Regions from separate parts of the Mus musculus genome. Here all the other regions are linked to region 2. The links are chromatin loops, found by intact Hi-C in ENCODE. Cell type or tissue: left cerebral cortex. All regions are shown on one strand. Links, peaks and the distances in the headings refer to the core of each region. The heading gives the core; the rest is flanking DNA. Region 1 overlaps Poc1b (POC1 centriolar protein B). Region 2 holds the start of Poc1b (POC1 centriolar protein B). Region 3 overlaps Gm20110 (predicted gene, 20110).

Region 1 (10,711 bases), core at 2,469-7,468, 54 kb after region 2:
CCAACAAGGTGGCTCACTGGGTAAAGGCACTTGCCACACTAAGCCTGACACTATCGAAGTTCAATTCCCGGAGTATCCACAAGGTGGACTGCCATACATTGTCCTCTGACTTAAACACATGCATGCACACTTGCACATGTGCGTGCGCACATGCTGGCACACACACACACACTGTTCCTTATTGAATAAATTTTTTAATAGTTTCTCTTTCTGGGAATGGTTTGTTGGAGCCTCATTTTATATAGTACACTGGCCTTGATGTTCTTTGCCAGTGAGCTCTTTTATTTTGGTCCATTGATTTGAGTTTTCTCCCTTCAGAGAAAAACTCATTTTGCTTAGTCCTTAGCTCACGTTAGTCTCATAGTCTGCGTCGTCTGACTCTCTTTAAGTCTGCTTCTGTCCCAAGAGCGTCCTGTTCATTTGAGGTTGTTTTTTCTTTGTTATTACAGAGTCTGCTTCTGTCCCAAGAGCGTCCTGTTCATTTGAGGTTGTTTTTTCTTTGTTATTACAGAGCTTTGATTTTAGAATATTTATTTTGCTTTCTTCCTTTTCTTATCTCCCACTATTAATTTATTCATTCATTTTACATCCCGATCATAATATATGTTTTTTGTTGTTTGGGTTTTGTGACTTGGTCTCTTGTCCTTACACTGGCCTTGAACTCACTGCGTTTTGGAGGATGACCTTGAACTCCTAATCTTTGCCAGTGCTTGCCAAGTGCTCAGATAACAGGCTGCTGCCTGCCGGGCGGTGATGGCGCACACCTTTAATCCCAGCACTAGGGAGGCAGAGGCAGGTGGATTTCTGAGTTCGAGGCCAGCCTGGTCTACAGAGTGAGTTCCAGGACAGCCAGGGCTACACAGAGAAACCCTGTTTCAAAAAAAAAAAAAACAGGCTTCTGCCACCAGCACCCCGACCCGAGTGCTGACGTAAACTGACCGCAGCCCATGTCATTTCGTCACTCCCAGTCCACCTTCTCCTCCCCACCTCGCCGCTTCCTTGGCTTTGGTTTCGTTACTGTCTGTCTCAGGCCTTTCTCCTACTCTCTTGAAGCATGCATACTTCGTGCTCTGTGTGTTTGCCTTTCCTCACTGGATTTGAAGAAGGGCTCTCAGTACTAACTCAAACTGACCTCACACTCCTTGTCCCCAAGTGCTGGGACTTCCATCGTTCACAACAACACCTAGGAGATTGTTTCTTAAATTTTGTCTAACCCAGATATATATATATATGTATGTATATGTATATATATGTGTGTGTGTATATATATATATATATGGATTTCTACTGTTGTTTCTTGTCAATAGTGTTGATTTTCAATTGTTTTTTTTTTATAATTTTTATCTTTTTGGATAATCATTGGAGTATTAAACCACTGTGCCTACATGCGTGCCTATGTGTGTGTGTGTGTGTGTGTGTGTGTGTGTGTGTGTGTGTGCGCGCGCGCGAGCATGATCATGCATGCATGCATGTGTGTACGTGTGATGCTGGGAATCCAGCGCAAGGCCTCTTACATGCTACAGTGACCCACCACAGAGCTACATTAGCCCTCATTTACTCTTTCACTCTTTGAACAAGAGAATATAATTTTTTAAATAATTACTATTTCCTGTGTATGGGGGTTTTGCCTGCATGCATGTCTGTCCACCATGCAGTGCCCTTAGAAGCCAGACGAGGGTGTCACATTCCTTGTGACTGGAGTTACAGATGGTTGTGAGCCAGAATGTGGGCACTGGGAATTGAACCCAGGACCTCTAGAAGAGCAGCCAGTGCTCTTACCATTGAGCCATCTCTCCAGCCCAAGAAGAAATTTTTTTCCTCAGTTGTTATAGTTGTTATGTGTATCTGTTGGCTTTTTATAATACATTCATACAAAGTAAATACATATATATTATATATAATTTTTTTTCTTGACTGTCCTTTTCTTGTGTTACCAAAGTAGTGTTTTGATTTTTACTTTAGCACTTCTATGACTTAGCAGGGCTTGATCAGTGTGAAGAATACCCGCCCCTCCCCAGCCCTGTCATTTACCCAGCACCCAGCCAAGTGCTGTATTATAGAGCTACAGGTCCCAGTTGAGTGTATTTCCCTGGCATTGTGCTGTCCGGGCCCAGAGACTCAAGCTGTTTCCTCTGTGATTTACCATCAGCCCTGGTCCATTTTAGAGAGCTAGACTTTAAAATGTTCACAAGGTGACTGGATGGCTTGCTCTGACTCTGTAGCTGAGAACCCTGAAAGCAGCTCCTTTGTGTGGTTCGGTCAGGCTGACCCAGGCTGCGCAGAGACGCGCTCGGCTGTGCTTTTCACGTGTGCACTGACACGTCTATTAAAAGCTGCCTTTTCATTATGGAGCTAGAGGGCAGTTGTACGGCACATAATTCAGAGAATGTGCCTGAACATTTTGTGTGGGCCTGAGGAAGTTGGCCTTAGGTGCCCAGTTTAAATCACCTGTAGGTCCTGAGAGCTGTTTGAGTTAACTGTCTTGTATGACTGACTTTTGAAAAATACTTCCAGATGCTGAGCCAGAGAAGTAAAAGGATTCTGCGTATAAACTGCGAGTCATCTTGTTTTAAAAATGAAACTCACAATAAAGCAAAGTATAATGGTTTTTGTACAGAGCATATTTTAACATTATAAAAAATAATTGGATATCAAGTTATTTTTAAAGTCTTCATGTTAGTGACTATAGATCCCTTGAAGAAAGAAAAAACTGCTTAATTTAAAACTAAAACTGTCCCACAGATGTGATTTAGATTAGACAAGAAATACTGTGCTCACTTATGAGAAATCATACTTTAAAATAATTCTCTTTCAAAGCTTTAGGAAGGTGCACTTCAATTAAAACGGAAAACATTCTGTGTTCAGAATTTTTTAAAAATATAAAATTATGTCTTTTTAACAAATAGAATTGAAGTAATTTCTCTTCTTTTTGCAGTAGCTATGAGTGTTGGGTTTTTGAGATTAGAGCAGTATAGACTCCCTATGATTTATATCTTATTATGTTTTCTTAACCTTCTGCGTGGAATTGTTTGGCCTTTGCAAAGGCCACTGGCTTGCTAGCATTTGTCTTATTTGTATGAAAGAACAAAACCCATTAGAGTCTCAGATCTCTGCTACTGCCAACCAGATGTAGAAATACTAATCCTTACACGAATAGAGGAATGGCAGCCAGATTGTTCTGCAAATCCACCAGAGGAAGCCACGAGAAAAAGACATGGAACATAGAAGCCTCGTATGTGAACGCCCCTCTGTGTCCCCTCCTTGTTCTGCGGACAGACGTGTTGCTGAAGCCCTCCATCCTCATTACAGTTAAGGAAAGAACACTGTCTTTCCATGTTGTTGGGAAGGCCAAGTTTTCACACGGGTGTCTTGCTCTAGCCTATTTGAATTAAGAGTAGTTTATGTCAACTTCCTCAGCAGGCCACAAGCAAGAGCTTCACCGTACTGTTCCAGGAAAAAAATGCTTTCCCTTCAAAGGGTATTCACATGACATTTGAATGGCGCTGCCCTATGTAGTCCAGTCTACTTCTCATTTGCATATTTGGAAGGTGTGGTGGTTTGAATATGCTTGGCCCAGGGAATGGCACTATTTGGAGGTGTGGCCTTGTTGGTAGGTTTGGCCTTGTTGGAGGATGTTTGTCACTGTCAGGTGGGCTGTTTTTTTGTTTTTTTGTTTTTGGTTTTTCGAGACAGGGTTTCTCTGTATAGCCCTGTAGGCCATCCTCCTAGCTGCCTGTGAGCAGCAGTCTTCTGTTTGCTTTTATTTATTTTATATATATGAATACACTATACCTGTCTTCAGACACACCAGAAGAGGGCATCAGATCCCATTATAGATGGTTGTGAGCCACCATGTAGTTGCTGGGAATTGAACTCAGGACCTCTGGAAGAGCAGTCAGTGCTCTTAACCGCTGAGCCATCTCTCGAGCCCCCTCCTGGTTTGTCTTTGGAACCTTATGTAGCACTCTCAGCTCCTCCTACACTATGCCTGCCTGGACACTGCCATACTTCTGATGATAATGGACTGAACATCAGAACCAGTAAGCCAGCAGCAGTTAAACATTGTCCTTTATAAGAGTTGCCTTGGTCATGGTAAAACCCTAAGACAGTGGGGAACCCAGCAAGCCTCCTAAGGGATCATGATAGATCCTCGTGAGACTGGGGGGTCACATAGTTGTTCTAGCCTTACGGAATATTAGCAGGGAGAGCAGTGAAGTCAAAATCATTAATGAAATCATTCTCTTGATTGCCTTCAACTTCAGAATGGCCACTTGAGTAGCAACATCATCTATAGGTTACGTATGAAATTCTATGTTACTTAGCAGGACAGAACAATCTTTTTATATAACTAAATATTTTATAGTTCATTGGTGAAAATTCTGTCATGATGAATAGAATAGAAATCCTCAAATCTTAGATCATGGTTTCCCTTAATCTGCTAATAAGGTTAAAAACATTACCATTGAGGGTGAAAATAGGATTTCCTGTCTACCAATTCTATATTTTAATTCTAGCTGAACTGTATACATATTGTTTTGAGGCGCTTATGTGGCACTAGTAATAATAAGAAGAAGAACATGTAAGCCTGTACAGTATTTTTCCATGACTTCCATTGAAAGTCAGTAATGTTTTTATTCACATGAAAATTCAGGTCAGTAGATGCAAAAGCTAGTAGCTGGCAGTGCCCAAGGTGCAGCCCTGGCACCGTGGCTCATTGTGCAGCTCTGCCCATCTATTGCCGTGCTTCGGTTTAATAAGAGCTCAAATCTGGTTCTGTCAGCAGACACTGAGGTCCCAGCTTTAAGGGCTCGTGCCCTGCCCTTCGGGAAGCATTACAGACTATGTTAGTGTGCGCGTTCCTGAGCTCTTCGGTGATGTAGACCCTTAGGTCGGGAGCGTGGTTACCTTCAAGATTCTATACAACCTTCTCGCTCATAACTCTCCATTGTCCCCCTGTTCAGGTAATGAGAGCCCAACTCTCAATCCGTCCCATTTCAAGGCCACTTGGTTTATGAGACAGCAATTGTTCTTCAGTGTAGTAAAACACTATTAGTTAAGTAAATTACAAACTTGTAGGAAGTCAACAATTTTCTACAGGAGGGGCCTATTCTTTCCTTGGTTAGGACTTAAACTTTCAGAGCAGTTTCTCTTTCAGGAGCAAAGCAAAATTGATGAGCTTCTCTATACCTGCACTAGGTGGCGCTAGAGAAAAGACTACCGTGGCTCTCTGGCCCCTCACCTAAGACTAAAAGGCATAAAGGAGGCCCATGTACGTCTGCTTCACAGGGACGGTGGAGGAGGTGTTGGCTTTCTGCTGGAAAATGGCTGGAAGGAAGACGTGTTGGCCAACTGGGCCAGCTGTCCTCCATCATTCTTGTACACAAATCTATCCCCCCTTTACTGTGTCTTGGAGTCGGGCACCTCCACTGTCACACAGTGGGCTGAATAATCATAAGATGTATTTCTAAAACAACAGCTAGGGGACTGAGCATGGTGGCACATGCACCTGTAATCCCAACACTCGGGAGTCAAAGGGAAGGGGACCTAGACTGAGGCCAGCTTCCGGTGCATAGCCATGGTGAGATGGATCCCCAATGCAAAACCAGGCCAGCAAGCTATCTCAGCAGTTAAAGAGAGGCTTCTGCAGCACAGCCTGCCAACCTGAGTCCACTCCCGGGATCCACGTGGTGGAAAGAAAGAATCCAAAGCTCACCGATTGTCCTTCAACCTCCACACATGTGCCATGGTGCAGTCCCATGTGTAAGAGTGCACACACTCACATGTACAAATATCTAAATCTAGTAATCTAATCGTCACAACAGCACCGCCCCCTCAAGCCTGAGTGCTTTAAATCCAGCAGTCGGCTCTTCTTGCCTAGGGCTCGGCCCACTGTTAGAACAATGTCCAGCAACTCCCCCAGATGGGTCTCTCTAAAGCACTTAGACTCCAGCCTCGAGGTTTTCCCAGATTTCTTTGTAATTTGGCCTTTGTCAACTGCTCATTTGCACCATGGCTCTGCTTAGCCGGTTTGGAGGAAGGCTTGGGATGGGGGGGGGGGGGGGGAATGGGGAGGACTCTTTTAGCTCACCCTGTCTCTGGGACTTGTTTTCTAAAGTGTATTTTGTTTTTATTTTGGTGTTTGTTGAGCAGCTGTGTCAAGCTGTGTTTCCTTTCTAAATCCTTTGTCACTGAGCAGCCAGCTAGGGTTTTCTTCTGGCCCTGAGTGCTGTCCCGTTGGCTCTGCTGTCTGGCTTCTCTTTGGCTCTCTCCTTAGAACTGAGAACGGTTGTGTTTTCTTTGGTTTGCCTTGGGGCCTTTGAATTTAGAAGTAGTTCCTCTTGGAGGTGCTCATCGACCCAGGAACTCGTTCCCCTTTCCCTGCAATTTTACTGCATACGTATTTTCAAATCTATAATTAAATACTCTCTAGCTTTGAATGGTCAGAAAGTCTTGGTAAATGGGGTTGTGTTGAGTTTGTTTTCCTGTAACTTGCCTTTTTATTTCGTATAAAAACCCTGAGAGGGCTGGTGAGATGGCTTAGTGGTTAAGAGCACCGACTGCTCTTCCGAAGGTCCCGAGTTCAAATCCCAGCAACCACATGGTGGCTCACAACCATCCATAACGAAATCTGATGCCCTCTTCTGGAGTATCTGAGGAAAGCTACAGTGTACTTACATATAATAAATAAATAAATCTTTAAAAAAAAAACCCTGAGATGTTTATATAACGTGAACTGACACATTTATATGTGTACGGAGCCTTGTGTCTCAGTGGCTTTACCTCGCAGGCAGTCTCTACAGTTACAAAGGGCCGTGCGCGCTGCTGACAGTATGGAGCACTCCTGTGTTAGCAATGGTGCTTCTTGCCATTTTCACTGCTGCAGAGAACCTCTGACGGTTTCACTTCTGAGATTTGTTTTTCCATGGGATTTCTGTTGTCTACATTTCCGTGTATAAGCTTGCGTACAGATATTAGATATTCTGCTTTTCCGGTATTCGACCTCATAATGATCCTCACAGTGACACAGCTCTCCCACAGCATCCGTGATCGATCACAGACGCATCCCCCTTGCTTGCAGCTTTTGCTTTTCCGGGTTTTCAGATGCTGTTCTCCACCTCTGGTTGGAATAATAACCGTAAATTTTTTGTTCTTGCTGGTTTTACCGTTTGATCATCACGTTTGGGTTCTACATATCTCCTGCCGACCCTTGCTAGCCGGGATCCGTGGACCTAGCCAGTTCTTAAAACGGTCCATCATCCTTGTCTATAGACAGATGCCATTGAATCTTATGGTGTTTGTTTCCCACCCACGCCTTGCTCTTCTTCCAAACCATCCACAGTACAACTTTCTGTTTACTTGAAACTTTCGAGTCAATGAAGTCTTAGTCTTTCCCATGAATTCCTGGTGGGTTTTCTTCAGTACTTTCGAAACTGTCCGTATTTTAACGTCATGTTAAAATCCACTTGGGTCTGTGTGTTGAGTGGGGCTGGCAGTGCTCTTTGGTTCTCTTGGTGAGGCTGAGGGCTCAGAAGTAGGTCCTGTTTAGCTCTCCATTGGTAGTCACTGAGTTTTTAAATGAAACTTTATCATTTCCTCTCTGATTCATACATCTTAACATTGTATTTCTTTTTCTTGTTTTAATGTACTGGCTAGGATATTTTCTGCATCTCTTGAGGTGGGTCTTTCTATTTTAATATTCCTCTGTAGGTGAATTGCATTGCTTTTAGAATGTGAAAATGGCCATTTCCTGCTTAACTGCAACATTGTCGATAGTGTGTACATTGGTAGGCTTAGTGAAACCATATTTTGCCAGTATCTGTGCCTTATCCATGAGTATATGCTTTATTTTTAGAATAGATTATAAATACTTCTCTTTTTTTAGTATTGGTCCTTATGACAGAGGATGTCCCGTTGACTTATTCATGTGTGCACACAGATTAATCCCAAGCGTGAGGTGATGGATTTGCAGAGCTCGTCTCCCCCCGTGGTGGATGTCCTTTCTTTCGATTCAACCACAGTAAGTAGTCTTTCTCTAACTTAAGCGGTGCTGCACCATTTGTCACAGTCTATTTCCTTACAAAGTGAAAGAATCGGGGATAAAGCGTGAGCTCGGTGGCCTAACCTTTCAGCACAGCAAGGCTGTATACAAAGTCATTTCTACGTTTCTAAAATACCACCAGGGGGAGCAGCAGCCATTTCCAGAACAGTTTTACCTTGGAATATCTTAAACTCAGTCGAACTCACCCTCCCTGTACCCCTGCCCCCCTTGTTTCCTGCTCACTTCCCCCCGCCCCCCTATTTCCTGCCCCCCCTGTCCCCTACCTCCTGCCTACCCTGTTCCCTGCTCCCTTCTCCCCCATCCTCTGCCCCCTATCCCCTGCTCCCTGTCCTGGGGTACTACCCTGCTGTCATAGAGAAGACTGTACTGCCCTAAAAATGGCAGTTCCTCTGCTTTGTTTATGTTACTCTCTTGATGGATTACCCAGAAATAAAGTATCTCTACTACTTACAATTTTGTTTATAAAAATGATCCGTATATGTTGCGCATCTGAAGGTTTCAGAGACAGTTTGAGCCATCTACCTTCTGTGTCTGCCCTCTCTTCTACACAAATCACAGTAACGCTGCTGATTAGCACAAGCCCTGCTCTGAGAGCAGGAAGAACAGTGTTGCCTGTGACCACACTGACACCACGCTGTCCATTTAGTTCAGTATTGTGGGTAAAATTTTAAAGAAACACAGCCTGACATATAGACTCAAGTAGATGCCAAGAAGCAAATCTAGCGCAAAGGAGTTCTGCCTGTCCCCAGGAAGCACTGCAGTCCTGCAGCTATGAAGGGTCCTCTCAGAGTTAGTGCCAGTGAGAATGTTCTTCTCTGAGAAGACGCAGCAGCGAGAGCCACATAGCAGCAAGCAGGCCCTCACTGTGAAGGGAAGGCACGAGTCTGTGGTGGAGCTGATCTGGGCACTTACCGTGCTCACATCCACAAACCCTCAGCATTTCTGCACGAATGAGTGACTTGTCCAATTAAATTTATCTAAACATTAGCTAGCTAGCTAAAACTTGGCACAGTGCTCTCCCTATAGTTAGTCTTCAATGAACTTGACACACCCCATGCCTCTGACCCCATATGTCCCAGTGAGCTGACTTTGTATTCTGTAGATAAGGTAGCTTGGGAAGTCACCAGCAGGCTCGACTTTAGTGCTCCTGACTTAGAAACTGTCTCAGAGTTTTCCTTCTCTTTTTGAGACTCACTCCCCCTGCCGGTACCCTTTAAGCTTTGCAAAGACTCCTGACTTGGGGCTAGAGAGGTGGCTCATCAGTTAAGAGCACTGGCTACTTTTCCAGAGGTCCTGAGTTCAATTCCCAGCAACCACATGGTGGCTCACAACCATCTGTAATGGGATTGATGCCCTCTTCTGGTGTGTCTGAAGAGAGCAACAGTGTACTCATATTTTAAAAACAAAAAACAAAGAAACCAAGTTTGCTCTGAAGGTGGGCCTGTCACCAGCTAGAGCAAAAGGGTACTTATCCCTTGACGGTAACCCAGAAGAACCAGAATCAGCTAGTTTATGTGGTATTTGTGGGACTGTGATGAAGGAGTGTCATCCACAAGAGGGGAGCACTAAGTAGAACAGTCAGTCATCCACAAGAGGGGAGCACTAGCCTGAGTAATGTGAAGCTGCCTTTATGTAACAAAGCCAGTCGAACACCAGTGACTTCACTTTAGAGTAGCAAAGCCAAACATCGTGGCACATTCTAATTTAGAGTTCAGGAGTCAGGGGCAGGAGGGTTTTGAGTTTGAGGCTAGCATGAATTATATAGTAAGACTATGAAAGGCAAAGGGCTGGGAGTGTGTGCCTGTAGCAGTTTGGCTAGCACATAGAAGCTACACTAAGGTGAGTCTTAGCTATCCTCTAATGTCTCACTATAGAGGAGAAATTAAGGCATACAAAGTAACTGTTGGTATCTTTGTGGCTTGTACTTCTGTCTCTAATGCCTGACAGAAATTTTGATATAATATTTGGATACCAAAATCAGTTGTAAGCTGGGCATGGTGGCACACGCCTTTAATCCCAGCACTTGGGAGGCAGAGGCAGGTGGATTTCTGAGTTCGAGACCAGCCTGGTCTACAAAGTGAGTTCCAGGACAGCCAGGGCTATACAGAGAAACCCTGTCTCGAAAAAAACAAACCAAACAAACAAACAAACAAACAAAAAATCAGTTGTTACCAGTCTATATTTTTAAACCTTGGTTGTACCACCCCCAAATAATTCTCTGCAAAAGTATTGGCTATCATGTAGTCATGGTTTTAGAATGTTTATCGCCTCAAAATCTTTATTTTGGTTATAATCAAGTCACATATATAGGGTTGGGTTTTTTGTTTTTTGTTTACTTGGTTGGTTTTTTTGTTTGTTTGTTTGTTTTTTGGCTTTTTAAAGACTCTTTTCTTTAGGATTCTGGTTTGACTCTTAATATTTTCATAGAAATAGACCATGGTTCTGCCATCAGACTTTGAATCAGAGATGGCTAGAATATAGCTCAGCAGTTGAGGTTTGGCTAGCATGCTTGAAAGAAACCCTGAGTTCCATTGCTAACATGCACATTTATACATAGGCTTTTAGCATTTGCCACCTATGATGTGGCTACACAGGGTGGGGTATTTCAGATTCTCTTTGCCACTCTCCTCAAATAGGAATATAATTGAAGGA
Region 2 (10,711 bases), core at 3,433-8,432:
ACCTCCGCTAATTGATCTTTCTTCTTTTTTTTTTCCTTCTCCTTCCTTCTAATCTCTCTCCAGGTATTCTTACCTGACCTAAACTTTTTCTCAGGTTCAAGACCCTTGGAAAGGCCTGTATACTTATTTTGTGAACCATATTTTCTCTTTGCTCCTACTCTCTCTCCCCGCTTTACTTCTGATAGATTGTCCTGAATTTCATCTAGAATTTTTAGCCCTGCCTTAATCACTTGATAACATGTGAAAAGGAACAAAAGGGCTTCTAACACTAGAGAAAGTTTAAGGCCAAGCATACCTCGTAAAGCCATTTTCCACTTTACTTTTGATAGACTGTCCTGAATTTCGTTAGAAAGTTTAAGGCCAGGCGTACCTTGTAAAGCTATTTCCCACTTTACTTCTGATAGACTGTCTTGAATTTCGTTAGAAAGTTCAAGGCCAGGCGTACCTCGTAAAGCTATACTTACTGGTATCCACCGTTCCCCAGCTGAAAAGTTCTGAATTCATGTAGTTGAATCCTTCTCAACAGTCTGTTTTATGGGAACCTTTATTACCGTGACCCGCAGTTCTGGTTCTGGAATGAGGGATCTTCCTTGCGCCAGTCCCGAGTTTTTTCTCGTCCCGGGTTTCGGCACCAATTGTTATTAGACGCGTTCTCACGACCGGCCAGGAAGAACACCACAGACCAGAATCTTCTGCGGCAAAGCTTTATTTCTTACATCTTCAGGAGCAAGCGTGTAAGAAGCAAGAGAGCAAGAAGCAAGAGAGAGAGAAAACGAAACCCCGTCCCTTTTTAAGGAGAATTCTCTTTTGCCTCGGACGTGTCACTCCCTGATTGGCTGTAGCCCATCGGCCGAGTTGACGTCACGGGGAAGGCAGAGCACAAGTAGTCATAAGATACCCTTGGCACATGCGCAGATTATTTGTTTACCACTTAGAACACAGGATGTCAGCGCCATCTTGTAACGGCGAATGTGGGGGCGGCTCCCAACACCATGTGATCACAAGGCTAGGCACGATGGCATGTACTGGACATTGCAGCATTGGGGAGACAGAAGCGAGAGAATCTGGCTATAGAGAACATGGGCTATACACTGAGGCCCTATCTCAAACCAAACAAAAAAATAACGCAACTTGCAATCATACAAGAGACATCAGGACTTTGTGATTAGAAGGGAGTTGTTGATTGTCTAAAATGTTTTCTCTCTCCCTTTTCTGAGCTCTGTGCATCAGCAGACAGAAACTATGTCTTTGTACTTCAAATGGGAAGATAAGAATCTCTAAAATGATTATGATGATGATTAAATGTCAAAATGTAAACAGGCACTTACATTATAGGATGTGACAATCTTGTCTGCTTTTGTTCCTGGGAATATGGCAAAGGTTTTAAGGTCAATTTTAAGTGATGAGATCGTAATAACTCTTACCTCCACCTATTATTTTAAGTTTATGTTTACTCTGTAAGAAAATCATTCATATATACAATGAACCCATACCCACCCCTCATTTTGGCCTTGAACTTCCCCTAGAAGCCTCCCAATGGTCCCCTCTTGCAGCTTCCCATCTTCATTAATAATCCAAGTCCAGCGGGAGCTGCCCATATGTGCACGGCATGGGGTGGTCCACTGGAGGGTGAGAAAAAAACTAGTAGTTAGAATGATCCATCCTTCCCAGTAGCTACCAACTGCCAATAGCTCCTCAGTTTAGGGGTGGGGTCTAGAGAGCACCACCCACATCCACGCTATGCACCAGCTCCATCTTGTGCAGGTAACTGCAGCTACTACGCATGTGCAATAGCCACATCACAGGCCAGAGACTGCATTTCGTAGCATTCTCTCTAGTTGCTCTTTGGTGATGTTCCTCAACACTTAGGGAGTGTTGATATGGCATGTGATAAAGGTGTCCTGTGTAGGACAAGCATTCACAGACTCTTAGTCCCAGCACTTTGACCAATTGTGGGTCTCTGCACTGACTGCTGCCGACTGTAAAAGGCTGCTTCTCTGAGCAATGTTGTGAGTAGCCCAGGCCTATGAGTATAGACATAAACGCTTAAAAGGCAACTGGACAATGTGAGCATTTAGTATAGTTACAGTGGCAGGCTACAGTCCAGAGCCCATCTCTTCATCTATTTAATGTAAAGCATGTCTATTCATGAACTAAACCAGCAGTCCAGTTTTGTGTGCCACTGACCCTTAAATAGCTTACACAACATTATCGTGGCAACAGAGGACTGATACAAAAGGAACTCAGTGAGTAGCTGTGGAATACCTACCTACCACAGGTACAGGGATGGTTTACAGTGACAAAGAAGGGTGCTTTTATAACCTGCTTTACCTCCTGGCTTTCCGGCTTGCCTACCTTTAACAACTCGTTTGTGATAACTGAAGATTTCAAAATAGTACTCAATTAGAAAAAAAAAACCCTCCGTTTGTCTTTTCTTTGACTTCATCTCTCCAACCTCCTGTCTTTGAATCTGCTATGCCCAATATTAGATGTAGCTATGAGAGATCCAAAAGCCTTGATTTCTGGTTTTAACATTGGAGTATTTCCCTGTGATCAAATATACAAGAAATAAACATCCACTTATTCTGCTGACCTAATGCAAATCTAATCACACAACTTGGTGTGTGTGTGTGTGTGTGTGTGTGTGTGTGTGTGTGTGGCCTATTTATTTGTTCACAATTATCACATAACTTGCATGTATCAAAATTTCATCTGCTTTTATGGCCAAATGCTATTTCTATTATGTACATTTTATTTACCCACTCATTTGCTGGATATTAGTTGTCTCTCGTTTTTGCCTGCTGCTTCTAAGGCTGCAAACTCTAGTGAATACAGATGTTTGGTCCCTGTCTTGCTGGATCATGAGTAAATTATTTCATTTCTGAGTAAATGCCGTACTGTTTTTTCCCACAATTCCATACCACTTTTATGTTTAATTGGCATCCAAAACTAAACATTTTTTTAAAAGGGAAACATAGAATGGCAAAATCACAGGTTGCTGGTACCGATTCTCATTTCATTCTGTCTCTGCCTCATACACATATGAGAAGTGGAGACTGACTCTGTGTGTTCGAGTGCTGGAGATCAAATCCATGTTTTTCTGTGTTAACCATATTCTCTATCCCCGACCTACACCACTGCCCTCCATCACAGCAAGACCCTTAACACATCCCTTCCTCTATTAGAGCAACATTTTCCACGTACACAGCCAAGACTCCTATAGCAAAACCTAAGCAGTTTGTTATACCTGTAGGGCTCTAGGTTCTGCCCCATATATGCTGAATCAGCATCTTTGGCAACTAGCATCAATTATACTAAAACATGAGACTCCTTAAGGTAGAATACAGCAGGGTTGTCGTCTGTTTTTTATTTGCTTAACAGAGTTCATGTAGCTTAGACTGGCATCAAACTCACAGTATAGCCAAGGACAACCTTATGCCTCTGATCCTCCTGCCTCCACCTCCCCAGGGCTATAGTTACTGATGCCAGGTTGTGTTGATGAGGGCGCTGGGAATACAAGCAAGGGTTTAGTTCATTAGGCACTCTCCAACTGAGCTACATCCCAGTGCCAAGTTCTTGAGGGGAGGGAACTATGTTGGCATTCAGGGGTTTGTTTTGTTTATAACAAAGTTTAGCCCTTGGTGTCAAACATATAACAGATATTTAACATCCACCCATGTGTCAAACTAATACGGTATTGCACTTACATAATTGCTATATAGTGGTTAAGACTAAACGCAAATACAGCGAGGGAACCTGTAATTACTACACTTTTTATTTACACACAACATGTACCTTACCAGTTTATCACGACATTCCACTGCCAAGAAGTTGTGTTCCGTATGTAATTTTCAGCTGAGTCTTTTATGCTCCGGGGCAGGGTTTAATGCTGTTGTTTGTTGTCGAGGGGTATGAAGAAGCATCAAAATGTGGCCTTCCATGTACAAACTGCCACCGACAACATTCTCTAGCTTTGAAACCCTGTTGCTGAAGCACAAATGATAGTATGTGTGGGGAAAAAAAAAAGTCTAAAGTGGGGACCGTTATTGTAACCACGTGGTCTAGAAACTTTAAAGTTTCCAAGTCTTCCGACCACTTCAGGTGTGTGTGTGAGTTTAATAAGGCATATGCAAACAAGCGGTTGAGAACAGAATAAATCAAATAGATAATAGAATACTATTGAATAAAGAAAAACAGGGTGAACATGTGAATAAAATATTACCCATCATGTGCTGCCAGCATTTGTATCTATAGTACGTGCAAAACCAGTAATTGAACACAAGGAACTTAGTCCCGCTCAACGTCCTGTTACTGTCTAGCTTGTGCACCCAAGCTCCCCTCTCCGGAGTAGCCGAGTTGGGCGCCGTTCTCTTTAAGGTGTAATAGAATCCTGATTGCATCGATCACCGACTCTCCTCCGCTTCGCCACCACCGATCACATCTCTCTCTCTCTCCAAGTCCCAACCCGCTTCCCGACAACAACCCGGTAGTCCGCTACCTCCGAAGCTCGCGGGGCTCGCTGTGTGCGCGCGCGGCGGACCCCCCGCGGCGCGCTCCCGCCAGGCTCTCGGCTGTCGGCAGCGCGCGCGCGCGCGGCGTCTCGGGGCTCGTCTGGCCACGCCTGGAGCGCGGGCTTTGATTGGGCCGCCGTTGTTGTAGTGACCGGGAAGCGCCCGCACTCCAGTCTGACGGTTCCGGGCGCCGCACGGTCCCCCCTCGTCCCCACCCCTCCCTGGTCCCCCAAGGCCCCGGGCGCCGTCCGCTCCCCGCATGGCCTCCGGCCTGGTAAGGTCCCCGCCGCTACCGGAGCCGATCATCCTTGGGCGGCGGGACCGGGAGGAGGGGAACCACGCCGAGTCTGGCAGGCCTGGGAGGTAGCCCCGAGACCCGGAGCTCCGCAGCTCGCTCACCTCCCCGGAGCGGGACGCCGTGCCCGGGTTGAGCGGTGAGCGCTGCTCCCGGAGAGATCCCGGCGCTCGGGGCTGAGGCGGAGCTGGCTCCGGGACTCGCCGGCTGGGTTCCCGCGGCGCGCCTGCGTCAGAATCACCAGGGAGGTTTAAAGAGCGCGGGAGGCTTCGGCGAGCATCTGCAGCTCGGTGCGGTGGGCGGGTCCCTCGGCGGCTCGCCCTGGTGCCTGGGCTGGGGGTTCCTCCCGATGGTGGGGACCCCTCCGGATGGAAGCTGGGGCAGTGCCCGAGCCTCTCAGCCGGGTTGTAATGCCCACGCCTCTCTCGCTGCCCGCTGATGCTGCGGGGTCCTCCTCTTCGATCCCGGGGGACAGGCAACGTTGACGTCTGATGTCGAGAGCTGGAATTCTGCACCTGCTTTCAAACCTAACAACTTTCCATCCTAGGAGGATCCGATTCTGGAACGTTCTTTTAAAGGTCACAAAGCTGCCATCACCTCCGCTGACTTCAGCCCCAACTGCAAACAAATTGGTAAGTTGTTTTTGTTTTTGTTTTTCCTTTCTTTCTTCTTTCCTTTTCTGACAGTAACCAAAGCTCACTTGGCAGAAAGCCTTTCTTCCATCCCTGCCTGAGTGAGCCAGGCGCGATGGGATGTACCCGGCCACTCTGGGTCCCTGGGTCTTTGCTGGGTAAGGACTCGACTGGTCCCGGCCTGACAGACAACTTTCGTGAACTAACCACCAGGAGGAGTGAGTGGGAAGGGGAGGGGTTTGTGATCGGCCCGAGGAGGGTGGAGTATTGGCTGGAGAGTTTGTGAAAAGTTCTGAGACGAGCAGGAGGAAGTGGGGACCGACCAGTTGAGCACCACCAGAGGCCGGGGAGCGAGGGGGTCTCAAGTGACCCCTGGGAAACTCCGGTGTCGGAAAGGAGCCGAGCGCCTACATGAAAGGAGGAACCTTCTCGGAAGTTCGCCCCTACCTGAGCCGGGAACTCCAGCTTCAGGATCCGCGGCGCTTTCCCCGCGTGCTGGCTCGGTGGCCGCGTCTACACACGACCCGTGAGGATCCGGATGGCCGTGAGGTGGACCTGGGCAGGCAAGAGCTGCCTGCTGCTGGCCCTTTTAACACTGGCTTATATTCTGGTGGAGTTCTCAGTCTCCACTTTGTATGCCTCTCCAGGAGCCGGCGGTGCCAGGGAGCTGGGGCCAAGGCGGCTCCCGGACCTTGATACAAGGGAAGAGGATTTGTCTCAGCCTCTTTATATAAAGCCCCCTGCAGATTCCCATGCTCTTGGGGAATGGGGGAGAGCAAGCAAACTCCAGCTCAACGAGGGGGAACTGAAGCAGCAAGAAGAACTTATTGAGAGATATGCCATCAACATTTACCTCAGTGACAGGATCTCCCTGCACCGCCACATAGAGGATAAAAGAATGTATGAGTGTAAAGCCAAGAAGTTCCACTACAGGTCGCTCCCCACCACCTCCGTTATCATCGCCTTCTATAACGAAGCCTGGTCCACTCTGCTTCGGACCATTCACAGTGTTTTAGAAACTTCTCCAGCTGTGCTTTTAAAGGAGATCATCTTGGTGGATGACTTGAGTGATAGAATTTATTTGAAGGCGCAACTTGAAACTTACATCAGCAACCTGGAGAGAGTTCGCTTGATTAGAACCAATAAGAGAGAGGGGCTGGTCCGGGCCCGTCTAATTGGGGCCACTTTTGCCACCGGGGATGTCCTCACTTTCCTGGATTGTCACTGTGAGTGTAACACTGGTTGGTTGGAACCACTTTTGGAGAGGATCAGTAGAGACGAAACCGCAATCGTATGTCCTGTCATCGACACTATTGACTGGAACACTTTCGAATTCTACATGCAGACCGGGGAGCCCATGATTGGTGGGTTTGACTGGCGTTTGACCTTCCAGTGGCATTCTGTCCCCAAACATGAAAGGGACAGGCGAACGTCAAGAATTGACCCCATCAGGTCCCCCACCATGGCAGGAGGACTGTTTGCTGTCAGCAAGAAGTATTTTCAGTACCTGGGCACCTATGACACTGGCATGGAAGTCTGGGGAGGCGAAAACCTTGAGTTGTCTTTCAGGGTTTGGCAGTGTGGCGGCAAGCTGGAGATCCACCCATGCTCGCACGTGGGCCACGTGTTTCCCAAGCGCGCGCCCTATGCTCGCCCCAACTTCCTACAGAATACCGCGCGGGCGGCCGAAGTGTGGATGGATGAATACAAAGAGCATTTCTATAACCGAAACCCCCCAGCTCGGAAAGAGGCCTATGGCGATCTTTCTGAAAGGAAGTTACTAAGGGAACGGCTGAAATGTAAGAGCTTCGACTGGTATCTGAAAAATGTGTTCTCTAACTTACACGTCCCCGAGGATAGACCTGGCTGGCACGGAGCCATCCGCAGCATGGGCATCTCTTCCGAGTGCTTAGATTATAACGCTCCCGACAACAACCCTACGGGGGCTAATCTTTCGTTGTTTGGATGCCACGGTCAAGGAGGCAATCAGTTCTTTGAATATACTTCAAACAAAGAAATCAGATTCAATTCCGTGACTGAATTATGTGCAGAGGTCCCCCAACAAAAGGATTATGTAGGGATGCAAAACTGCCCCAAAGACGGGCTCCCAGTTCCAGTGAACATCATTTGGCATTTTAAAGAAGACGGAACGATTTTTCACCCTCACACAAGACTGTGTCTTAGTGCTTACCGGACAGCCGAGGGCCGACCTAGTGTCCATATGAAAACGTGTGATGCCCTTGATAAAAACCAGCTCTGGAGGTTTGAGAAATAGGCTAGCAGCAGAGCGCCTTCTCTTCGGGAGCTGACAGTAGCCTCCGGAAAGTCACCGTGCCCCAAGATGACTGTATTTTACCAGAAGTCACCTGGCAGCTGTCTGTAAGAACACTGGAAAGCCGTGGTTCATCTGGGGATATCACTCTGAAGCTGGGTACACAGAGCACCGCTGCTCAATATCTCAAAGTGCCTTCTTTGCTCTCGGGTTGTTTTATTTAAAAGCTTTGTCAATATGGTCTCCTGCAACTCCTTAAAGAAAGCTGCTGTGAACTGAGATACACAAAACACTGAAGTATGGGTGTAGCTTAGCAGTAGAATGCTTAGCTAGCATGTGCAAGACCCTGAGTCTGACCCACAGCACCACAAACTACATGCAAGACTTAATATTTAGAACATAAAAGTCCAGACAAAATGGGGTATGATTCATTCTGATTTGTAAATTCATTGCATGTACTTTTCTTTCTTCTTTTCTTTTCTCTTCTTTTCTTTATCAAAACATGTGAATGTGTAATTAGAACTATTACTTTCTGATTACATTCTTTCAGCCAGCACATTACATTTTAGGTTTTTAAAAACCAACTTGTCTTTGGTAAAATAAAAGTTGAAGAAATTTGATCTTGAGGAAAAGGCCTGGGGTTGATATATGTTTCATTGGAAGAGGGTCCTGGTCTTGAATGCAAGTTTGGAGGTCTTATTTTATTTTATTTTATTTTGAGATAGATCTTAGGCATCCCAGGCTGACCTTGAACTCCTGAGTCTTGCTTCCACCTCTCAAGTACTGGGATTACAGGCGTGTGCCACCACAGGTGGTTTGGAGGTCTTTCTTGGCAGACAGGTATCTCAGAAAGATAGTGGGACATTCACCTTCAGTTCTCTGTAACCGGGAGCCGTTGGAGTGAACTGGCCCATATCTCAACACCTCACATCACCCCGCTCTGTAAGCTGCATTCTCTGTGAACTTGTTTGTGAGTAATGGGGCATTTTCTGATTGCACCTCCTTAGTTATGGATGTCCTAGAATGAAGCTCATTCAGAAGGCTGGGCCTCCCGTCCTTAATGTCTAATGGTTTGAAGTCAACACAAGTGAGACTTCCCCAAAGCCAACCCCAAATGCCTTTACCGAAATGTGTGAAACTGAAGTGGGCCAGCCCAGTTCTGCAGAGAGTGTTCAACTCCCCTCAGAGTGGGCGCTGACCTGGAAATGGAGAGGCTTCCTCTTTATTGCAGTGGGGGAAAGGCTGTCTTGGTCATTGTTGATTGGTGCCTTGGAGCTCCTGGAAAGCACAAGGCAGCCGGGCACCTGGGCAGCTCTTACCTTGTGTGAGCAGATGTCTCAGCGGAAGGGGTTGTTTCTCTTGTTTGGGCCTCAGTTTCCTCTTCTGTCTCGCTGAGTTGGTCGGTGAGGATCCCTAAAGGTCGATTGCACCTCCCTCTGGGGCCCTCACCTCTATGCAACTTGGAGAGAAGCACTTCTGTGTCTTTCCTTTTAACGTGGGTGGTGCTGAGTAGCTGGTCAGTTTCAGTTTGGAAGATGGAAAGGCAATTTTTATATTTACATGAGCTGAGCTCCCCTGAAGTGGTGAGTTTCTCCCAGGATATCATGAGAGCTAGTTTTCTACTCATTTTATTTTGACAACGGTTAGACTGATTGTGCTTTTTTAAAAAAAAGTTTTCAACTTTCAAAGCAATTCTTTTGACTAAGAGTATAAATATTTCCCAAACTAAATTATTTCAGAAGTACACGTTTTGCCATATTTTGACTAGTTCCCTACTAACGTTTTATCCAGACAGCACAGCCCAAATTTTGGGAGTGAGTCTCAGGTTTTTGACTTTGATTTGAAAATGCATGTTCCATAGAGAACCAGCCCACAGGACTTCATAGGAAAGTTGTTTTCAGGGTTCACTTGTCAGGATGGAGAGGGGGAAGACTCTGAGTTTCAGTAGCTTGTTTAGGGTGACCATTGAAAACATGAAGGTTTGTGTGTACTTGTGGCTGTTTTGTTTCTCACTGATTCTTAGAATGAAAATCTCTTACTACTTTTTTGTAAGTTACCTAGCATCCTTACAGTTTATGGACCACCCACCTGGCTAGAGATTCCATGAGCAATGGTTGGCCCTGGGTTTTATTTAAGGGAAATATACATAAATGCTCATTCAGGAGGAAATTCTCCAACATGCATTCTCACCTCGCCCCATCCTTTTGCTGTTCTGGCTAAGCCCCGTGTCTGTCGCATGAGAGAATTAAATGGATGCAATTGAGAAGGGACCATTGAAAATACTTTTACTTAGTATCTCTGTGCCCCTAGCCAAAGAGAGACGAGGCTTTTAAGACTAGAGTATTCCCTCCTGTGTTACCTGTCTCTCTATAGGTGCTTATGGCCCCTCGGTCCTTTTTAGGCTGGTAGATTATTTCTGTCTGTAATTCAGAAGAATATAACTCAGAATACTATACATAATGAAGTAAACTGGAGTTGTGTTTTTATATGCAGACATGGTCCAATTTCATTCCAAAAGCACACCATAGTGAAACATGCAAGAGACGCTTTCACTTATTTCCAGTTTTTGGCCAACCACCCAAGTTCTCCATTTTGCTGTAGAATTTACATGTTTAAATGTTAGGAAAATATTTGATGAGCAAGGAGTTTCCCATTCTATTGTTTACTTAATCAGTCCTGTGAATAGATTGGCTCTATGAGCATCTTAGCACTTGTTTTATTTTTAAAATGGTAACAGAGTCATCAGAAGGGTCTCTCTAACCGTAAACACCTTGTTTGTAAGGGAAAGTGTGTTTATTCAGCCAGTAAATAGTAGGCTCTTGCATGTGCATTGATGTTAGCAGATTGAAATATTCCAGGCAAAGGATTTGTTTTTAAGTTGTATACTCTCAGTTATTTTATTGTCTCAGTTTTAATGAATAAAATTTAGATTTGACTTGTCTTTTGGAATTGCTGTTTTAACAAGATTTCTGAATGGGCACAAAGCTGAGGTCTAGATTTC
Region 3 (10,711 bases), core at 2,759-7,758, 510 kb after region 2:
TCTGGAACCTATGAATGAAATGTTTTCTAGCCTAAGAAAAAGAGGTTCCCTCTTCCATCCAGAGGGAGATGGAAGTTGGTCACTCCATCCTGCTTTATTTTCTCCCATTCTGTGTTAGTCCTGTCCCCTTTAACAGTGTGCTTCCCACCAACAATGAAGCTGAAACACATGATGTTTAAAATTGGAATATGTACAGAAGCAATTCCAAAATAGAACTGGATATGCACGAAGAGCAAACAGCTTGGTATGCCTCAGTAAACTTAGAATTAGTTTTTTATTTTATTTTTGTCATTTACCAAATATGTTAAAAACTAGTAAGATCCAGACATGATGGTACAAACCTATAATCTCATATCTAGGGGGTACAGAATTATGAGAAATTGCTAGCCTGGGCTACACAGTTCAGCCTAAAAAAACAATTAAATTGTGAAAACCAGACTAACATCCCTATGAGCTATGTACACAGTGAGAAAACCTGGCCACGTGACATTAAGGAGTATGACTCACGGAATCGGTGGCAACAAGATGTTTTTCCTAAGACAGTCATCAGTACTGATAAATCTCTTGGGTTTGATGAGCTCTTTTGCCTTATGTTTTTGTTGTATTTTTTTTCTTTTGAGACAAGTCTTACTCTGTAATTCAAAGATAGTCTAGAACTTTCTACGTATCCTAGGGTGGACTCTAACTCACAGTAATTCTCTGTCTTAGTCTCCCAAGGTCTGTGATAACGTGTGTAACATCCTGCCCTGTGTGTGTGTGCATGTGTGTGTAGTGTGTATGGTTATTGATTAGGGAGGTATATGTATGTGTGTGTGCATGTGTGTGTACAGTTATATGTGTGTCTGTGCATGTTGAAGTCAGAAGGCAACTTTGAGTATTGTCTTCAGGAGCTATCCACTCTTCTCTGTGAGATAGCATCTCTCACTGAAACCAGAGCTGGCTGATTAGCCTAGACTTGTAGGTTGGTGAAGTCCAGGATCTACCTATCTCTGCCACCCCAGGAATTGCAAGTGTAATATATATATATATGTTTAATGTGGGTACTGGGGGTCTGAACCAAGTCCTTATACTTGACTTATTAGCACATCACTGTTTGAGACACCTGTCTAGCCCTGCTTTACTTTTGTTGTTTTGTTTTTTCCTTCTTTCTTTCTTTCTTTCTTTCTTTCTTTCTTTCTTTCTTTCTTTCTTTCTTTCTTTCTTTCTTTCTTTCTTTCTTTCTTTCTTCCTTCCTTCCTTCCTTCCTTCCTTCCTTTCTTCCCTTCCTTCCTTCCTTCCTTCCTTCCTTCCTTCCTTCCTTCCTTCCTTCCTTCCTCCCTCCCTCCCTCCCTCCCTCCCTCCCTCCCTCCCTCCTCCTTCCTTCATTCCTCCCTTCTTCCTGCCTTCCTTTCTTTTTTCCTTTTCTTGTTTTCCTTTCCTGTGTGTGTGTGTGTGCATGTGTGCGTGTCTCTGTGTGTGAGTGTGCACACATGTGTGTGTGTACGTGTGTGTGTGTGTGTGTGTGTGTGTATTATGGCATCTGTACTATTATGTATGTCCTCCTTTCCCTAACTTAATTATTTCAGCCTACTCGATGCTGAGAAAAATGTGCCCATGTACTTTCTAACAGCTGTAGCTAACTAATTTTGAGGCTTTTATTTTCCCTTGTGGGATTATTTTACAATTTCTTGATGTGTTTCAGTAACTAGAAGTTTGAAGGCATTTTCTTTTTAGTGTTTATTTGTGAGGGTGATAGTTCGATAAGCATCTTTAATCATTTCTCTTAGTATACCTATCTAAGAACATTGTTAGGTTTTCAGTTATAGCATTGGTTGAGTTTGATATGTAAAATATTTAATTTGTGTTTGTGGCTTTTGCCCAAGGCATTCTGGGTAAGTGCTCCACTACTGAATTATACCATCAGCTCAAGAACTGTAACCTGATATGGAAACAAGGAGCTGTTTTCCATTGTGACAAACCATTTCATATCCTCACCAGCGGTATCTGAGCATCTGTGGATCTACATATTTACTTAGATTTACTGTTATCCAATGTCTCATTGTCTGTACACTTACTGGTTATGAAACCTAATTTATTTATTATTTTAATTTTGTTTCTTTAATAAAGTTGAACACATTGTATCTATTTTTAAAAATTAAAAAAATGTTATTTTTTGTGAGTATGCTTTTCATACATGTTCATCTGTCCACTACTTGTGTGCCTGATGCCCAAGGAGGTCAGAAGAAGGTGACAATGTGTGAATCCAGAGGTTTTCTTTCTAATCCACGAAACACACTTGTTTACGGCTGTTGCTTAGAAATTTCTGGTTTCTTTGGAGACTCGGTTGTGTCATGTGATGCTTTCCTGGAACCTGTCTTATGAGAGGATGTTTGGCTGAAGCAGACACACAAGAGGATGCTTTGGGGAGAACAGACACATAGTGCTTTCTGGAAACTCCCTGGGAAAAGGGCATGCGATGCTTTGCTAGAGCGGACACGTGAGAGGACAGGTGATTTTTGGAAAGAGTATAAGTATAACCCAACAGACAGTGGATGAGAGTGTGGCGTTGGTTCGCCTTGACACCCTTTGCTGATGATCTGACAGTGGTCATGGCTGATGCTAGTCTTCATTGACTGATGACGTTCTGGCATTGGCTCGGCTTGCCGTCTTCACCCATCACTGTTTGTTGTGACTCTGTAGAGAGAAATGCACCAAAGAACTTCTTGTGGTATCCCAGTGGCTTCTTGCTGCTCCTGTGGACTCAGGCCCATTTCCGGAGCCTTGCGGTTTCTTCTGGATAGAACATCCATTGCTAATTCATGAGTGGTGTTTGTGGATTGAGCTACCACTGCTGATTCACGTTACTGAACTGCTGACAATGACAATGAAGATTGGAATTGGCCTCCCAAAACTATTTCTAAACAGGCCCATGCCCCCAATTGTCCTATTAACCTTTCCTTTCCACTATCTTTGGTGGGTAGTGGGCTAGAAGAGAAGTAAAAGTGTTTAAGAACCCCTATTAAAGTAGGTTTTGAAAAATTAAGCCTATAGATGCCCATTTCCCTTTGGAGCTGTCTTTCCTTATTGAACTGGAAGTGTTTTTGAAACACATCCTGGCGTCTGTTTCCTTATCGATCTTGCACCACAGGTGCCTTTGGTTTGTAGCATTTTCTCTTTGCTTCCTTCCCAAAGCATTTAAGGATCTTGTAAACTTTAATATAATTGACTCAGTATTTCCATTGCGATTGGTACTCATTATTCTTCTTAAGGAAAGCCTCGTTGAATAAAATCTTTAATGTTCTAGAAACTTTATTTCCTCAGTCTCCATCTTATCTGAAATTAACCTTGATATATTGATATGGGATAGAGAATGATCTTTTCTCACATGATTAACTGACTTCCACTCCCTCTGGTTTGTGCTTTGGTCTTTCATATGCATGGTCTCACCCTGTTTCTATTCTGTTCTGTTAGCTAAAAAGATATGATTCTTTATAGGCATCTACTATCTACTTTATACTTTATAGGTATTCTACTTTTATAAAGACTCTAAAGTGACGGGGCATTTACTATTACTATTTTAATTTGAGAACACTTTGGCTTGACTTGTTCCCTTGAACTCTTGTTGATAGTCATTTCAATAGTAAGTTCTCAAATTCTTCCAAATGCATGCTCGGGATTCGGGTTTTCAGAAGGGCCAGTGCCAGAGCTTGCATGCAGCTTTCAAACCTGAGTCCTAGCTCGCTATCAGCCCTTTCTCCTGAGTCAGACATCAGTCCTTTCTAGAGTCCTGTACATTACCCTAGCTATACAGATGCCTGCTCTTTTGCCTCCATGAAGAGCTTCCATCAACAATGCTCCAATGAAGTGCCTTGAGAGCTGTTTGGCTATTTGCATGTTATGTGCATGATATTGTAAAAATTCCAGTCTTACCCACCTGCCTTCCCAGTGGTGAACCATCATCCTGCTGCTGGGAGCTATAAGTCACACTGCCTTCTTTTCATGTCTGTACTTTGTGAGGAGCTGTGGGCATGCACTCAGGAAGGAGCTCTCTGGACAGAAGGTTATGAGAATGCCTCATCTGCTTAAATGTCACTAGGTCCTCTTGTTATGCCCTCTTTCTGTGGGAAAACCAGAAGAACTCGAGAATTTCGAAGTCCACTGCAATTTGCAAAAGGGTCCTTTTATTTAGCTCGGGTGCTTTAACACTTGAAGAGTTAGAAAGTCTTTGAAAGCTAAGGGTGAAGGGGAGGGGAAGCCGGTTAGGTGAGTCTTAACTCAGACATGATACCATTTAGTAGGGCAGAAGTGCAAGGCTGGGAGGGGGACTAAAGAGTATCTTTTGTGGGGCTATCAGGAACTAGTTTTATGGCTGGCCATAAATGTCTGTGACCACTGATTACCTCTTTTCTATGATTTAAGCGTGGGGACCCTAATCTCTTTTCTTCAAGGATAGGCACCAGCTGCACCTGGTTATCTAGGAGAGTGCTGGCCCTGGAGCCACCGAAGCTGAGGAGCTTTTATTTGTCTTACTCAGGCTGTCACTCTCGACTCCTTGAGTCCTCTTGGAGTGGCTAAGGAGATGGAATGAACCCCTACATTTGATGCAAGGGGGTAGGAGGATCAAGGCTTCCAAGGGGCAGTGTAGAGGCAAATGGCAGAAGTAAGCCTTCTTCTCAGGGAAAGACCCTAGGGGGAAGGAGGACTTCTGCAGGAAGGTGCAGGAGCAAGCCATCTGTGCACCTCAGCCTCTCAGGCTGCTGTGCTAGTAAAAAATTCTACATGCTTCTCAGTACCTGGTGGTTTTTTCTATGTCCCTATTTGCCAACGCATATGTAACATCTTAGAAGTTTGGGCTTTCGTGTATTTCCCTTTGCATAATTCCTAAACGTTTTCCAATGCGAATTCTTCCTTATATGATTACGATCGTGAACAAGTTTGCTCTCCAGAACAGATTACCCTCAGTACACATGTGCCAATACAGGCAAGCAATTACACGTGCATACACAGATGCACACACATATACCACTGGCCTGTTTTCCTTATACATGCAAAGTATGCAGAAAGCTCTTTTCCCCCCGACAGACCTCTATCCACCTACCTTCTTTTCTTCATCTCCACTCAAACCTAGTGAGAGCTTGTTCCCCTCTTTCCCCCAAGTTCTACTGAATCCTGCTAACATGGAAAAGCATGGTCTGGTTTAATGGATATGAATATATGTTTGCAGTAGAAAAATGAGTTTTTTTTTAAAAAAATCAGATGATGAAGCTGCAAAATATAACTAACTGTAGGCAACGTGAACGAGCAGAAGAGTGGTACCCAAACTGACTTAGCTGAGTCCATTGTCTATGAACCCAGCCTATTCATGGCAGATGATGGAACGCCATCTGCTGGGTGCCTTGTTATTACTGGTCTCCAGACGTGTCTCTACTCTGCCACCTAGTGGCCTACCCTGCTGCTGCAGCACACACTTGCTCAGAAAGAAATTCAGGATTTAAACTGACATCCACTACTAACTAACCCCGGCAGCTCCCTTGAGATTTATAGTAAAGGGATTTCTTTCATCTACCCCGGGGTTTATGAGGGTAGGAGGATAATGTTTGGAGGTGTAACAAAATCGTCTCTAAATCTTACCGATGCAGTTCATACAGTATTAGTGTTGATTCATTGTTAAGGATCACTGTCATCTGTTGTTCAAGAACACTAACAAACCATTGATTCTGAGAAATGTGTTTAAACCTTAAAGGTAAATAATAAGTTAAAATGTATGCTTTCCTCCTCTCTATGGGGCTCCGTATGCCTCTCTGGGAACTTTTTGAGGTCTTCGTATTTTAATGTTGTATCCAGTTTGTCACACAGGCCCAATGGCATTAGAATAATCCCTCTGTGTCCCAGGGTATTGGTTCCAGGGCCAATCTACCATTATGTTGTTCTTTTTATATAAAATGGCATAGTATTTGCATATTAACCTGTGTAATCCTCCATCATGCTTAAAATCACTCTCAAGTAATTTATAATACTTAATATGTACAAATGCTATGTAAATAGTTGTCCTAATGCAATAAAGAAAAAGTCTCAGCCGGGCAGTGGTGGCGCACACCTTTAATCCCAGCACTTGGGAGGCAGAGGCAGGCAGATTTCTGAATTCGAGGCCAGCCTGGTCTACAGAGTGAGTTCCAGGACAGCCAGGGCTACACAGAGAAACCCTGTCTCAAAAAGACAAAAAGAAAAAAGAGAAAGTCTCTTTATGTGTGCTCAGTACAAAAGCAATAATATTTGAATACAATAATATTTGAATAAATACAATAATGTTCGAAGGTTGGCTGTGGCAATGCATGCCTGCAGTCCCAGCGATCAGGAGGCAGAAGCAGAGGATTCATTAAAATTTGAGACTAGTCTGGGCTCTCTAGGGAGTTCCAGAACAATTAGTCCTAGAAAACAAAAACAAAACGAACGGAGAACAGAAACATAATCCTCGTTTGTTTCGGTCTATCCATGTGGACATCAGGAATATGCAAGGTTACCCATATTCCATAAATATTTGTTGAGTGAGTAAAATAATTAACTTCTACCTATATGAATTGTGATTTAGTGTCAAGGAGACCAGATAAAGACTCCATTTCTGATATCAGACAAGAGTGTAATGGACTTCAAGCTTATAGATGACAACGTGAGCGAATGATATAGGAGATGAAGCATTTCAGATAATGTAAGCTAAAATAGAATGGCATTTGCTAGTTAAGATCATAAATCACTGGCCTTTTATCTTTCTAAATTTTAAAAGTTGTTTTTACACATTTACATGTAAAATACACAGGAACACATGCAAAAATATACAGAGCTACATATATTAAAAAGTAAGTATGGGTTTAACAAATATAAATGGTGTAGTTTTGATGGAATTCCTTGAGTTCAAGTTTTCTTGGTACGTAATGTGTGTAGGAGGTCATTTTGTGACATAGTCAGAAACCTAGAGAACTTTGCTTAGCACCCTGTCTTGGCTAAGGTTTCATGGCTGTGAAGAAGACACTGTGACCAAGGCAACTCTTATAAAGGAAACCATTTAATTGAATCAGTCCATTATCATCATGGCTGGGAGCATGGCAGCATGCAGGCAGATCTGGTGCTAGAGGAGCTGAGATTTCTACACCTTGATCTGAAGGCAGTAGAAGGAGATTGTGTGTCATACCGGGCAAAGCCTGCCTCCACAGTGACACACTTCCTCCAACAACGCAACACCTCCTAACAGTGCCACTCCTCGTAGGCCTATGGAGCCAATTACATTCAAGCTATAATAAACCCACAAAGCTGTCCACAGTATACATGTCTCACAGAGCTAAGATATTTCATCTTTTGTTCTTACAATCCTGCCTATCCACTCTTGTTTTTTTCTTTTCTTCTTTTTTTCTCTTCCTCCTCCACCACCACCTCCTCCTCCTCCTCCTCTTTCTCCTCCTCCTCCTCCTCTTTCTCCTCCTCCTCCTTCTCCCCCTCCCCTCCTCCTTCGAGATAGGATTTCTGTGTAGCCCAGGGTTGTCGTAGAACTCACTCTGTAGACCAGGCTAACCTTGAACTTACAGAGACCCTCCTGCCTCCACCTTTCGTGTGCTGGGATTAAAGGCATGCGCCACCACAGCCCGGTACAATCCTTGACTGTTGTCCTCAGTGCACATGTTTCTCTCGGTTATAGTCCAAGAAATGGGTCAAAAGTATGTATGTATTTAAAATTTTGGTGACATAAGCCTATGTTAATTACAGATTGATATATCAAATGACAGAAGTCTTTCCCACTGGTATGGTTAGTGAAACTGATATGTATTTGTGAAGTATTTGACATAATCCCACTTGATGAGACAGAGTCAATTTTCTCCATTTTAATACTTGTTTGAGCATCTTGTTGACACTGGCTGGGCTCCCTTCCCTCTTGTCCCCCCTCCTGTCCCTACCCCATCCCATCCCCTCATCCCTCTCCCCCATTTCCCACCCCCCTAAGAATTCTAAGCCATGCCTGACTCCTAGGAGGGGCTCCTCCGTAAAGAGGAGGCTGTACAGTGGTAATGATACACATGGCGTGTCTGCTTTACAGCACTGCATTGAACAAGGTTTTTATGTGGGTAGAAATGTACACCCATTTTAGTAAAAGTATTAAAGATGTACTAAGCAGACTAAAACTAGCTAAGGCTTCATGGCTCAGAAATAATTAGCATTATCTTTTCGGTTTATATCTTGCCAGCAATAGATTACTTTAAACAATGTTGGGGCTTTGCTACAGCAGTAGTATGCAATCTGTTCTCCCCCACACTTAAAAACATATAAATTTCCTGTCATATCAATATGACATCTCTTCAAAGTTTGGCTGACACAACACATAAACATTTACAACTTTCCATTGACTCCGAAAATTTACAAGGACCTGTGCGTTCGATTTGATTGTGATTACGAACGAATCCAAGGCGGAGAAGCTGAAGGACATGTTTGTGTTTTCTCAGGCACTGAGTAAGAGATCTTCTTTTACTAAGTACCGGCTGCATTCTAAATGATTTGTAACGTATGTGATAAATACGTAATTCTCATCACAACCACTTTCCTAGGCAAGTCCAGTACCACTGACACCAACTCGCAGAGATTCCAGGAGACTGGAGAGCTGGCAGAAGACGCAGAGCCTGCAAATGACGAGGTCTCATTTAGAACGCTTAATGCCTGTAATTGATGTCCCCTGCTCCCCGGTTTACATCTTTTCTTCTTTGTTCAGAGCGTCCAATTTTTCTTCTTTTTAAAATTGCTACTTAAAAGTGTTCGTGTTTTTGCCTCCCCAGTCAAAATAATGTCACATGTGAATTCGGCTCCAAGAGCTACTGAGTTTTTATTCACTTTAAAATTGTATTGAGAGTAATTTCCATGGGGAATTAAATAGAATTCTTCAATTGTTCTCGCTGCTTACAACAGTCCAGTGACCCGTGTCTGTGTTTATTCTTTTTTTATTAACAGAAACGGAACTTTCAGGGAGGGAATAGCCTGGGCTGTCTTTGACCACTAAGGCTAGAGCGCCATCTGTCGGCGATAGAGCGCTAAGGCATTTACTGTGTGACCATCTCAACCACTCACAATCACCATCCTGCCTGAGAGGAAAATTCCCCATTCTAGCAAGCTTTGACCAATCCGGAGCTGAGAGTAGGAACGAATGAGAATCCTTTAGATCTGACTTTAAATTTTAGTTTGAGAGGAAAATTTTACTAGAATATATTTTATACATGGAAACTGTATTTTTATCATATGCTTCCCCCTCTCACACCCCAGGTACCCCCTCCCCCCAGCACATCCGACCCCTTCATGGCCTCTCCAATTTGTTTTGTAACCCTCGTACTGCGTGCTGGGATGCTGAGTGATCTCAGAGGCAATATCTTGTAGAAGTCTTGTGTGGGTAACCAGGTGTCACGTCCAGAAGAGAGCACGTCACAGCATCCGCGTCATCCTATGATTCTTAAATTCCCCTCCCGCATAGGCAACATTCTCTGAACCTTGGACAAAAGATGACATAGTCATCCCTTTTAGGGGAAAACATTCAATAATCTTTTATCTCAGAACCTTGGCCAGTTATGAGTTTCCATATTAGCTATGAACCACTGCACTATTTGGATATTCAGAGCACCGCTAGCCCGTGTGTATATATAAATAAACACCCGGGAGGCAGTTTGACGATGGGTCCCTGTAGCAAGTGAAGGGTAGTTCTCCCCTAGGGCCTATGGCCTCCTGAACCATGAGCTTTTGGCCAGGTTTGCAGTAGTAGGCAGGAGAGAACTCCTGCGTAGCAGACCTCAAATCCAATCAGAATGCAGATGTTCCCGTAACCTTTGTGCCACTTCCTGGATCAGTGGGCAAGTCTAGCTTGGCTCATTGGTATTGTAGCATGCACTGTCCTCTACTGAGTAATATACCATTGGTCACTTTTCTTTCCAACCAGGGTACATAGCATCTTCTGGCACTATGCAATCTAGCCACGAGAGAGGAGGTTTCCACGTTAGTTCCAGTTTTATTTCTCTACGTCTTTGCAACCAAAGTGTGCTGCAGCTCATGCAATAGGGCCTTGCCATTTCCTTCGGGCGGGCAGCCAAGGGCGATGAGGACAGGCTGTGTTGTTTTGTGGGCCTCTGGAACCCCCTTGACCAATAACTCAAAGGGAGGTACCCAATGCTTGACACTGTGGTTTTTATTTAATAATTCTTCCTGTCTTCTGGGGGAAGCATTGTCTACCCATGTACCTCGGTTCAAATTGCTTTTAAATATTATGTGTATCTTAGTTAGCTTGCAAAGTAAGTGGTTTCCAAATGGGTTTTTAACACATCCTCTTTGGTTGACTGGTGCCTGTTGTAAACGATTAATAATTGACTCTACTAGTTCTCTCTCTCTCTCTCTTTAAAAAAGATTTATTTATTTTATATATGTGAGTACACTGTTGCTGTCTGTCTTCAGACACACCAGAAGAGGGCATCAGATCTCATTACAGATAGTTGTGAGCCACCATGTGGTTCCTGGGAATTGAACTCAGGATCTCTGGAAGAGCGGTCAGTGCTCTTAACCTCTGAGCCATCTCTCTAGCCTGACTCTATTAGTTCTTAATATGACCAGTCCAGCCCCCAATAATTGAAACATAGTCCTGCTGATTTATTTAATCAGCTTAGCACAATTAATACATACTAGACCAGCTAATTCCCAGCTGCACTCCCCATGTTACTTG

Evidence for each region. Hi-C counts contacts between places; a loop is a spot of excess contacts. Peaks named below come from ENCODE experiments on the same cell type or tissue, not always from the same donor. Only the 100,000 strongest peaks of a DNase experiment are listed, where the experiment ranks them.
Region 1: it touches region 2 in a loop (2.7-fold over the local background); 12 of 42 quality-filtered maps call a loop at or near these places.
Region 3: it touches region 2 in a loop (7-fold over the local background); 14 of 42 quality-filtered maps call a loop at or near these places.

What each region holds. Positions count from the first base shown.
Region 1 is chr10:99,156,933-99,167,643 of GRCm38, forward strand. It overlaps Poc1b (POC1 centriolar protein B), which reads left to right. Exons shown (of 12, transcript NM_027740.7): 10 at 7,937-8,017. Among named protein-coding and RNA genes, the nearest start is that of Galnt4, 54 kb to the left of the region's middle. In left cerebral cortex, for the core only: a CTCF peak has its summit at 5,197 (motif pointing right); a DNase peak (open chromatin) is centred at 5,205.
Region 2 is chr10:99,102,439-99,113,149 of GRCm38, forward strand. It overlaps Poc1b (POC1 centriolar protein B), which reads left to right and starts at 4,644. Exons shown (of 12, transcript NM_027740.7): 1 at 4,644-4,785; 2 at 5,354-5,438. The coding sequence starts at 4,771. Galnt4 (polypeptide N-acetylgalactosaminyltransferase 4) reads left to right here and starts at 5,697. Exons shown (of 1, transcript NM_015737.4): 1 at 5,697-10,711. The coding sequence starts at 5,977. The coding sequence ends at 7,713. In left cerebral cortex, for the core only: a CTCF peak has its summit at 5,651; DNase peaks (open chromatin) are centred at 4,392, 4,614, 4,999 and 5,671; H3K4me3 peaks cover 2,591 bases; H3K27ac peaks cover 1,926 bases.
Region 3 is chr10:99,610,607-99,621,317 of GRCm38, forward strand. The region is part of intron 1 of Gm20110 (predicted gene, 20110); the gene reads left to right. Among named protein-coding and RNA genes, the nearest start is that of Gm20110, 6.8 kb to the left of the region's middle. In left cerebral cortex, for the core only: a CTCF peak has its summit at 5,404 (motif pointing left); DNase peaks (open chromatin) are centred at 4,920, 5,377 and 7,195.